3 separate regions of the Homo sapiens genome follow, and regions 1 and 2 are each linked to region 3. A link is a contact called in ENCODE Hi-C or POLR2A ChIA-PET data. All regions are on one chromosome and are shown on one strand. Each heading gives the region's core, a stretch centred on a gene start or an enhancer-like site at or near the end of the contact. The rest is flanking DNA. Distances are from core to core; before and after follow the strand shown. Region 1 overlaps DOCK1 (dedicator of cytokinesis 1). Region 2 overlaps DOCK1 (dedicator of cytokinesis 1). Region 3 overlaps DOCK1 (dedicator of cytokinesis 1).

Region 1 (3,094 bases), core at 521-3,020, 41 kb before region 3:
TCCTCTTCCCCCAGCTCCTGGCCACCACCAAACTGTGTTCTGTGTCTCTGGATTTATCTGTCCTGGTTAGTTCATAAAAATGCAGATCCCACGTGTGTGGTCCTTGTGTCTGCCTTCGTCCATTTAGCGTGCTTATCCACACTGTGGCATGGATTGCTGCTTCATTCCTTTCTGTGGTGGAATAGCATTCTGCTGTATGAGTAGACCACGATTTGTTTGTCCGTTCCCCTTGTGATGGACTTGTGGGTTCTTTCCACCTTTTGGCTCTTGTGACTGGTGCTGCTGGGAACATTCATGTCCACATGTGTGTTTGAGCAGGTGCTCAGTTCTCTTGGGTATGGACCTCGGAGTGGAATTGCGGGGTCACGTGGCACTTCTGTGTTTCATTTAGTTGCACGATTCTTGGACACAGCAGCAAAGGCTGGCTGAACTTCCTCTGGCCCAGGCCTGCACTACGTGCTTCACTTCTTACCTCCCTGAGCCTTCCCCGTGACCATCGGGGTGGGGAACAGGTGCCCTTCCCGGGTGGGTTGGCATGGGCGCCGGTGGTCCTCTTGGCCGCTTTGCTGTTCTGTCTCCTTAGAGGGGATGCAGCGCCTCCTCCTGCATTTCCAGGGCTGGCCCTCTCCAGCCTTGTGAGACTGGAGATTCTGATTCTGTGGTTGAAGGCCTTGCATGGGCAAGGCCTGGCCTGGGGTCACTGGCCTCGTGCACAGGAGTCCAGGCCAAGGCAAGGTTTTGCCAAGGTTGGCATCTAAGACATGTAGAGACAAAGCTGCCTGTGCTGCCCCGATTGCATTAGCCATGGCAGAGAAGTGTGGACATCAGCACAAGGACTCGGGGCCCAGTCCCTGGTTTTCTCTAGGTGAGTACCCCCTACTGGGTTTTTGGCTATTTGGACATCAGGTGGTTTCTGACAGTTTTGAGATGCTTGACCTGAGGACATGAAAGGGGAGCTGATAGAGGACGGACTCCCTGTCTCTTCATCAGATCCTGCAAGGGCCCATCTCCCCTGCCCATGGGCAGTGCCAGCATCAGATTCCCTGCGTCGAGGATGGGGGCCCCAGGAAGCCAGTTTATTTTGGAGTTGGGAATTCTCTTGGGCTAGTTGCTGCACGCCCACCGAGCCAGGTCTCTGACCCAGGAGGGATGGAGTATCTCGGAAATAAGATCTGGGCAGTATAATCCCAGAGGATGGTGGGTGGGAGAGACAACAGTGTGTTTTCACTGCAAGCCTCTCATGAGCTTAGACTTGGAGAGACATGGATAGAAGCCAGGGGGAGAAGTCCAGACGGGATACTTTCACTTTCTATAAAATTAAAATGAATACCATTCCAGGCTGTCCTGGAGGAGCATTTGCACGCTGTGCAGCTGTGAGGTTTGGAGGGGTGAAGACACCAGGATGCATGGCTGATCCTTCTCTGTGTGGAAGTCTGTCTTGGAGCAGTGGGTGGTACCTGGTCTGGTGGCACCGGGGGAAGCGAGGCCCAGAAGTGCAGGTTCAGGAGCCCGAGCTGAGCTGAGCACAGGGAACACAACAGTGTGTTTTTGCTGGAAGCCTCTCATGGGCTCAGACTTGGAGAGGCATGGATAGAATCCAAAGACAGAAGCCCCCACTGGGGTTGGGGTGGGGCCTCATCTGTTGAATGGGGTGGTCGACTTTCCAGGAGTTTTCCAGCTCCACATTCCCATGTATTTCAGGGAAGCCATTCTGAAGCGGGAGGTGGTACAGCACAGAGTTTATGCAGTCAGGCTCTGGCGGACGGCCTTCCTGTCACTTCCAGGAACCAATGTGTCTTCATCTATCGACTGAGGATATGCGTGGCCCCTGCTCTCCCTGGGCTTCGGGAGGATGCAGAGTCACTGGAAAGTGCTTAATCTTGTGCCTGGTACAGAGTACCTGGCATTATTATTAGCCCAGCCAGCTCAAACTCAATCTCCCCTTCCAGAGGTTACTTAGAAAGGTAACAAAGAATTGTCAGGTAGTAGAAAGGCATTAAGTCTTTTGTTAGCAAGATGGAATAAAAGTGGGCCACTGAGACAGTTCATAGAATATTGATGGAGACGCTGATGACTCCTGAGATGCTACGTATTGGATGTGTGGATTCTGGAAGGTTGAGGATAGTCAAAGCTGAACTCCAGAATCAGTATTCAGAGTGCTTGATTATCTGAGCCCACAGGCCTAGCATTGAAGGAACCTCCTGCAGGCTAAATGTGAAGTTTAAAATTAGGGACTTGGATCAGCTGATGACTGCAAAATAGCAGAGAAGGGCCTTCAAAGCCATGCTGGGGCGGGGTGTGTTGGCATGCGCCTAGTCTCAGCTATGCCGAAGGCTGAGGCAGGACGATTATGAGTTCAAGCCCAGCCTGAGCAAAATAGTAAGACCCGTGTCTCCAAAAAACAGAACAAACAAAAATCCTGTCCTCCCGGGAAGACCTAGAGATTGCTTTTGACTAAACCCAATCAACAGGCTGATAGGATTTCTCGAAAAGTAAAATTAGCACCATTCCAGGCTGAACTGGAGGAGCATTGGAACACTGCAGCTGTGAGGTTTGGAGAGGCGGAGACACCAGGATATGTGGCCGTGTGGGACTCTGTCTTGGAGCAGCGGGTGGGACCTGGTCTGGTGGCACCAGGGGAAACAAGGCCCAGCAGTGCAGGTTCCAGAGCCCCTGTTGAGCTGAGCTTAGGAGGCCCTTTGTGGTAGGTAAGGGGTGGACCGTCGCTGAAGTACCACGGCCCTCACTGGTAGAGGTGGGCGCACTGGGCCACTGGCTGATGCACAGGGCACAGGCGACTGCAGAATATCTCCAAGTCCCTCTCCGCTTGACATTTGGTTCAATTACTGCCAGACTTGGGGGAACTTTCCCTCACCGCAGGTGCCCAGAGTTCAGATCAGGCCAAGAACTGGGCCCAGTGTCACCGTCAGCTCCTGGCCAACTCCTCCCCTCCTGCTCTGGGGTCTCTCGTATATGTGTCCTTCAGTCCTTTTTCCATAGGTTGGCCTGGATATATGTGGAGGAGTCTGAGGCATTTTTGAGCTTGTGGAGGAGGACTGGGAGGACCTTGGCTTTGGATGTCTGGACAAGCAGA
Region 2 (3,029 bases), core at 28-2,527, 40 kb after region 3:
CTCCTGTGGTCTTGGTCGTCCCGTGCCCTCCAGGCTCGCGTTGGACGACGCCATTCGACACAAGCCGCTGAACATGTCATCCCGTTTTTCACCCAGGGTGGCAGGGGAGAATGACTTCCTTCAGACTGTTATAAACAAAGTCATCGCTGCCAAAGAAGTCAACCACAAGGGGCAGGGTACGTATTTTCCTATTTTGTTTCTATCAGCGTGTATTTGCATGCGTTGGGGCAGTGCTGTCTGGGTTGGTTTTAGTTTGATGTTGATCATGATGGTGGTGATAATGATGGGGATGACAGTGATCGTGGTGGAGAATGTGTGTGACAGTTGCCCCTGTGTACAGTGCATGATGGTTTTCTTGCCCGTCACCTTTGTGAACATTGCTGAGAGCCCACTCCTGGATGGAGAGTGGGGTCAGATTAGAAGTTTAGAGGAACATGCAGGCGGTAGGCGTAACTCCCTCTGCCCGTGTTGTGTGCTAATCTTTGCCTGTTCTGGGTCTTCCCTGCTGGTCTCCCTAAGAAGGTGATTTCATTTGTGCAGACTTGCTCCCCTGAGTTCTGTCATTTAAGTGATTTCTCCGCCCCTACACTCCGCCTCACACTCACTGTTTTTAATCCTGCACTGACACGTTTCTGAGCAGCTGACCTGCTGCTGGCAGAAGGAATGAATCAGTCACCTCGGGCTGGTGACAGTTGGCACTTGGCTGGCCAGGAGGGCTGCCAGGAAACAACTGTGACTGAGGCCCCGCCTCCAGCCCAAGGGGAAGTCACCTTCAGAACTTGACCGTCTCACTCCCTGATCCATGCAGACTGCCCGTAAACGCGGTAGAGCTTAGGTGAACAGACCTGCTTCATCGTCCAGCTACCTTATGTCACTAGACTTTTAAAAAACAATTATCTTGATTCATTTCCACTGTTCTAAAGGAGAATGTGAATTGAGCCTGAAGAATGTTTTAGAGAATGAGCCTTCCTAGGGATCTGCAGGGACCTCCAGCTTTCTTCTGGTGTGAACTACCCCCCTTTCTGGCAAACAGTAGCAGGACAAAAACCCCAACCCAGAACGTTAATGAGATGTGGCCTCTGCAGACAGAGCGATTTTCAGCTGACCCAGGACCCATCTTCTCCTAAATTAACAGCCCTCCCAATTTACACTTTAATTGAAAACCACGGGGAGGTCCAATTAGGGCTGTTTAGATTGGAGTCACTCTCAGGCTGGGAGTGCCAGTGCAAAGGTTGCCAGCCGATCCTTCAGTGCTTCGAGCTGGGACTGCCCTCGGATCTCCAGTTTCTTTTGCAGTCATCGGAGTTTTGATAAACTTTTATTAGAGTCATTCAGGGAAAGTGGAGTTTGGTGTCAGGCCAGCAGGAAATCACTGGGAAAGAGGACCAGAAGCCTGCCTCTGCCAGGCTCACTGGTGTGTGGCCAGGATCTTTGAAGCCGGCGAACCTTGGGCTCATGTCCGGGGGTCCAGTTCCTTGAACTTCTGGGAGGAGTGGGCATTTTCAAGTCACAGTGAAAACTGAGGGAGAAGAACAGTGATAGTTTTGTCAAGGGGATCACAGGTGACTTCCTGAATCAGAATGGCCTTAGGCAACATGACTAGTGCTTGTTTTCCTTGAACCTGAATTTTCTCCAGGGCACAATGGTGGGTGGAATTCAGGTCAGAGGTGAGTGATGTGGCCAGTGAGGGCAGCCACACAGATCGGCCGCCGGGACTGCAGGGCGCTGCCCACCGGCGCTCATTTTATCACCAGCAGCCCAGGCTTAACCTGATCCTTGCTTGTCTGTCAAGTGACTGTTAGCGGCCCCAGGAGTGGAAGGGACATGGAGGAGATACTCATCTTCAGAGAGAACCACTGGGTTTTTTCACACCTCTGTCCACATGCGCCTCCTGTCTCTTGAGCTCACCACTTGGCCTTGGCCAGTTTTTGGTTTATGCCAACATGTTTCCTCTTCACAAGAGACAAAAATCCTGAATATTTAATCCAAATTATTCTGATCCCTGAACCCAGAGGTGTGGGACATTTTATGTGGACAGTGAATTCATGAAGACTCCAGACATCTGGTTCTGTTGTTTGAGATAGAATGTATGCTAATCCTCTTTGTTTTTAGTTATTCTGCTTAAGCAAATGTCAACCCCAAATGCACTTTTTTCTCCTGTGAGAAAAGCATTTAAAACACAGCATAATCAGGAACATTTAATTTCCATTTTTAAAGCGTGTGGTAATAAATTTAATGTGTCACTAGTGCATTAGTTTATGTATTAAGATATTTGCGCAGGCCGGCGTTTCTGAGAAAGGTGTTTGAAACACAGGATTTCTAATATTAAGTGTTAAGTGTTCCATCCTCATGTCTCAACCTTTGACCTCTGTAGATAATGACCTCACCACATCCTGCAATCCTTCAAAGAGCATCTTTCTGTAAGATATATTTTGTGGACATTCATTCTCCAGGGAGGCTTTTGGACTCAAACTCCTGAGATTTGAGAAACTCTTAGCTGCATCCTGGTGTCCCAGGGAAGACCAGCTCCCTGTGAGCCACGGTGCCAGTTCCTCAGGCTCTTCTGTCAGGGTCTGGGCTTTGGTTTGCTCTCCCGGAGGCCAGGGCTGGGGGTTAGGGTGAGGAAGTGCCTGGCCCTTTGCCCATCTGTCTGCTTACCTATTCTGCAGGTCTGGAGCTGCTGTTAGCTCAGGGTGCTTTTGTGTGAATTAGAAAAAGGGGCCTCATCAACCAGGTGAGTAGGGAGATGCAGCCAGCGCCAGGACCTGTGGCTCTGTGAGCGAGTAGAGGCAGGGTTTAGCTCCCACTTGCCTTTTGTGGTCACTTGTCTAGTGAAATGCACATTCTGGGCAGTGGTACATGTGCTCCTGTCTGGGTGCCATCCCCGATACCTCTTTGGGGACCGCTTTCTATTGGTGGTTCTTCCTTCTTCAAACTCTCCCTCCCATGATCTGGAATTTCATATCTTAAAAAGAAAGGAAAAAGAAAAAAAATATTTAAAAAAAAAAAGGAAAGAAAAGAAACACCAA
Region 3 (2,999 bases), core at 258-2,757:
CAGCCTCTCAGAATGCTGGAATTACAGGCGTGAGCCACTGTGCCTAGCCTGCTTCATTGTTTTGATGTGTTTGATGTGAACTAAGATTTCTTCTTTTAATGTCCTCACTTAGATTTGTTAGCAGTATATGTCTCAGAGGAACCCCAATTTTCATCCTTTCCTTTTTTTTTAAACCTGTAATCCCCATTTTCTTGGGATGAACAGAGATTTATCATAGTTATATGGGATGCCGTCCAATGAAGCAATATTTTTTTTTGTTTTTTTTGAGACGGAGTTTTGCTCTTGTTGCCCAGGCTGGAGTGCAATGGCGCGATTTTGGCCCACCACAGCCTCTGCCTCCCAGGTTCAAGCGATTCTCCTGCCTCAGCCTCCTGAGTAGCTGGGATTACAGGCATGTGTCACTGTACCCACCTAATTTTGTATTTTTAGTAGTGACGGGGTTTCTCCTTGTTGGTCAGGCTGGTCTTGAACTCCCAACCTCAGGTGATTTGCCCGCCTCGGCCTCCCAAAGTGCTAGGATTACAGGCATGAGCCACCGTGCCCGTCCTGAAGCAATTGTTATAATTATCCAATAAATAAACTATTGGTGACAGTGGTTTTCCAATGTCCTTGGCTTTTCAGACAATTTGTTTTTATATTTTGTGTTTGCAAATAATTTGAGCATGCCATATTTCATTTTATGCTGTGGTTATTGTTGCACAGAAGGGAAGAAATGATGGGCTTGATTTTTTAAAGACTGTTCAGATCTGGAGGTTTTGGTGAGATTGTGTTTTCTTATTGTTGTCGGCTTAATTTCCTGCTTGAAAGGGTGGTTCCCATATAGCATATGAATAAAAAGGATAATTTCAGTAGAAAAACTGCTTTTTCACAGAGGTTTTTTAGCAAAACCCTTCCACATGGGAGGTTGGGGGTGAGAGGGGAAATTGAAGACATCCCGTAGTAATCAGCAAATTGAACTTCCAACTTGAAATCCACTTTACAAGGAATGAAGTATGCCCAGCTTCCTGCTCGAGGCAAACTGTGACCAGCTCCTGGTAGACTCCTCTGAGAAACACAGACCTACTAACAGATCCATGTTCATGGCCCTTATTTCCCCATCTGATGCATGCTGTACCTTCCCTAAAAAAGTCCTGTCTGAAAAAAAAAATCGACTTTAGTGGCCTCTGCGTGGAAGCCAGTGCAGCTCTGCAAAAACCAGCCCCAGTCCTTAAGCGGATGAGTAGTTGTGATGGGGTCTTCTGCTTGTTTTCCGTGTTTACAGCTGACAGCTGTGTTCCCTTATCTCCTCTCAGTATATACTGCATGTGTCTGAGAGGAGACAGAGAGAAATTAAGTAGAGGTTAAGGATCAAACCGCTCATCTCAGACACTTTTCTGATTTGAAGGGAAATGCTCTTGTATCTTGTTTTACTTTTGCTGCCGGTCAGTTGAAGTTGAAATCCTGGTTAATAAACACTGGGCAATGATGTCATTCCTGAATAGTTAATGATTTCCTGTGGCCCCTGGGCCTGTGGAGACTGCATTTTTGTTCTTTGCTTCATAAGAGGAATGCGTGTGTGGTGGTGGTTTTTTTTTTTTTGAGATGGAGGCTCGCTCTGTCGCCCGGGCTGGAGTATGGTGGTGCAATTTCAGCTCACTGCAACCTCTGCCTCCTGGGTTCAAGGGATTCTCCTGCCTCAGCATCCTGAGTACCTGGGATTGCAGGTGCCCACCACCATGCCCAGCTGAGGAATGTGTTTTTTAAACAGTGGACTCCTCGGGCATGTCAGTGGTCCTTGTAATACGTGTAACTTCAAAAATATCTGATTGCAGGCATTTGACTTTTTGGCTGACATCATGATAAGAGATCTACAGTGAACATTAATTTTCTGGGCTAGTCATTCTTTCTAGATTCTGATGAAAATATTTCAGTCTTTGTAAAGACTCTTTAGCATAAAATGAATTTCCGTTCCTTGACAACTAACTTTTTGGTTTTAATCTGAATCTAATCAGAGAAATGCATTTGGAGAAGTATTAATAGTTTTGACTTTGGGGAGTGTGGTGACTTTTTGTCATTAAATAAAAAGAGAATAATGTACTTCCATTTGTTTTCCAATATCTTCCTCTTGTTTTATCTAAATTTCATGGCTTGTATTAGAGTCTGGCATTTTCTTTTTCTTTCCTTGGCTCTCCTTTTCCTCTAAGATGACTTTTTGGTTTAGCAAGTTTGATTTTCTTTTTTTCTATGATCCTTTCCAGGATATTACAGAGCTTGCTCCAGAGGCTATAATTTCTAGATGATAAATCTTTATTTTAGGGTTCAAAGACTAAATTTACCTTCAAGTTGTGGTTAATTTCTCTTTCTTGAGCTCACGAAGGCTTACAGCATAGAACAAAGAAAATGAGCTTTCTAGCTCATGGTGGAAGTGGAAAGAGCTTTGAGAGCTCATTCGTGCAGACCCCTGCCTTTAAACAATGTCCTACCTCCAGATAGGAGAGGTGAGGCCAGGCCCCAGTGTTGATTGAGTGACTCTTGTCTGGTCAAGGGCGTGCCAATCCTGCTGTCGACTCGTTTCCATAGGGTCCCCAGGGCTTCCATAGCGTCCCCAGGGTGAGATGCTGCACCAGAGGCAAGCTGCAGGCATTGCCCAAAGTTGAGGAAATTGTCCTTTTGATTCAGCCACATTCAAACTTAATTTATTCAACTCTTTAAAAGGGATAGTGATGCATTTTCTTCTAAAATGACTAGACCGCCATTTTCCTGTGCTGGACTGTGTCCTCCCCGAGTTTGGGACCTGTGTCTTGCCTGTATTTGCCTGTTCCCTGGGTGGATGTCTCTTTTTTTGGAGCAGGTTGGTTGACTACGTGGAGGCCACTTGCAAGCCGTGCCAGGGAGAAGTTAATTCTGTAACAGCTGTGAATCTTTCTCCTTCCAGCCTCATCCCCTCTTTGCTGTGCCCCAGAGCAGCCAGGTAATCGTTCCGTTCTGTTCTCTTACTCTCCGGTGCAAAACCTCTGCCG

The links. Hi-C counts contacts between places; a loop is a spot of excess contacts on that map. ChIA-PET counts read pairs that join two places held with the same protein, here RNA polymerase II (POLR2A). Pooled maps may share reads with other maps.
Region 1: a loop to region 3 is called in a map of IMR-90, with 2.2 times the contacts of the local background. The contact joins two enhancer-like sites. A Hi-C loop is called at or near these places in 3 of 168 maps with a recorded cell type or tissue (IMR-90, endothelial cell of umbilical vein and heart right ventricle) and 2 of 50 pooled maps. POLR2A ChIA-PET finds 5 or more read pairs at or near these places in 2 of 52 experiments (AG04449 and Caco-2).
Region 2: a map of Calu3 shows a loop between it and region 3 (2.6-fold over the local background). The contact joins two enhancer-like sites. A Hi-C loop is called at or near these places in 2 of 168 maps with a recorded cell type or tissue (Calu3 and transverse colon). POLR2A ChIA-PET finds 5 or more read pairs at or near these places in 3 of 52 experiments (BJ, CD8-positive, alpha-beta T cell and H1).

The regions. Positions count from the first base shown.
Region 1 is chr10:126,929,972-126,933,065 of GRCh38, forward strand. The region is part of intron 1 of DOCK1 (dedicator of cytokinesis 1); the gene reads left to right. Among named protein-coding and RNA genes, the nearest start is that of DOCK1, 26 kb to the left of the region's middle. Within about 2 kb of position 1,771, at least 3 of the 41 ENCODE cell types and tissues checked have a DNase peak (open chromatin) inside an H3K27ac peak, as active enhancers do.
Region 2 is chr10:127,012,199-127,015,227 of GRCh38, forward strand. It overlaps DOCK1 (dedicator of cytokinesis 1), which reads left to right. Exons shown (of 52, transcript NM_001290223.2): 12 at 34-176. It overlaps DOCK1-AS1 (DOCK1 antisense RNA 1), which reads right to left. Exons shown (of 5, transcript NR_188215.1): 4 at 2,812-2,965; 5 at 1,300-1,519. Among named protein-coding and RNA genes, the nearest start is that of DOCK1-AS1, 13 kb to the right of the region's middle. Within about 2 kb of position 1,278, at least 11 of the 41 ENCODE cell types and tissues checked have a DNase peak (open chromatin) inside an H3K27ac peak, as active enhancers do.
Region 3 is chr10:126,971,669-126,974,667 of GRCh38, forward strand. The region is part of intron 2 of DOCK1 (dedicator of cytokinesis 1); the gene reads left to right. Among named protein-coding and RNA genes, the nearest start is that of DOCK1-AS1, 53 kb to the right of the region's middle. Within about 2 kb of position 1,508, at least 4 of the 41 ENCODE cell types and tissues checked have a DNase peak (open chromatin) inside an H3K27ac peak, as active enhancers do.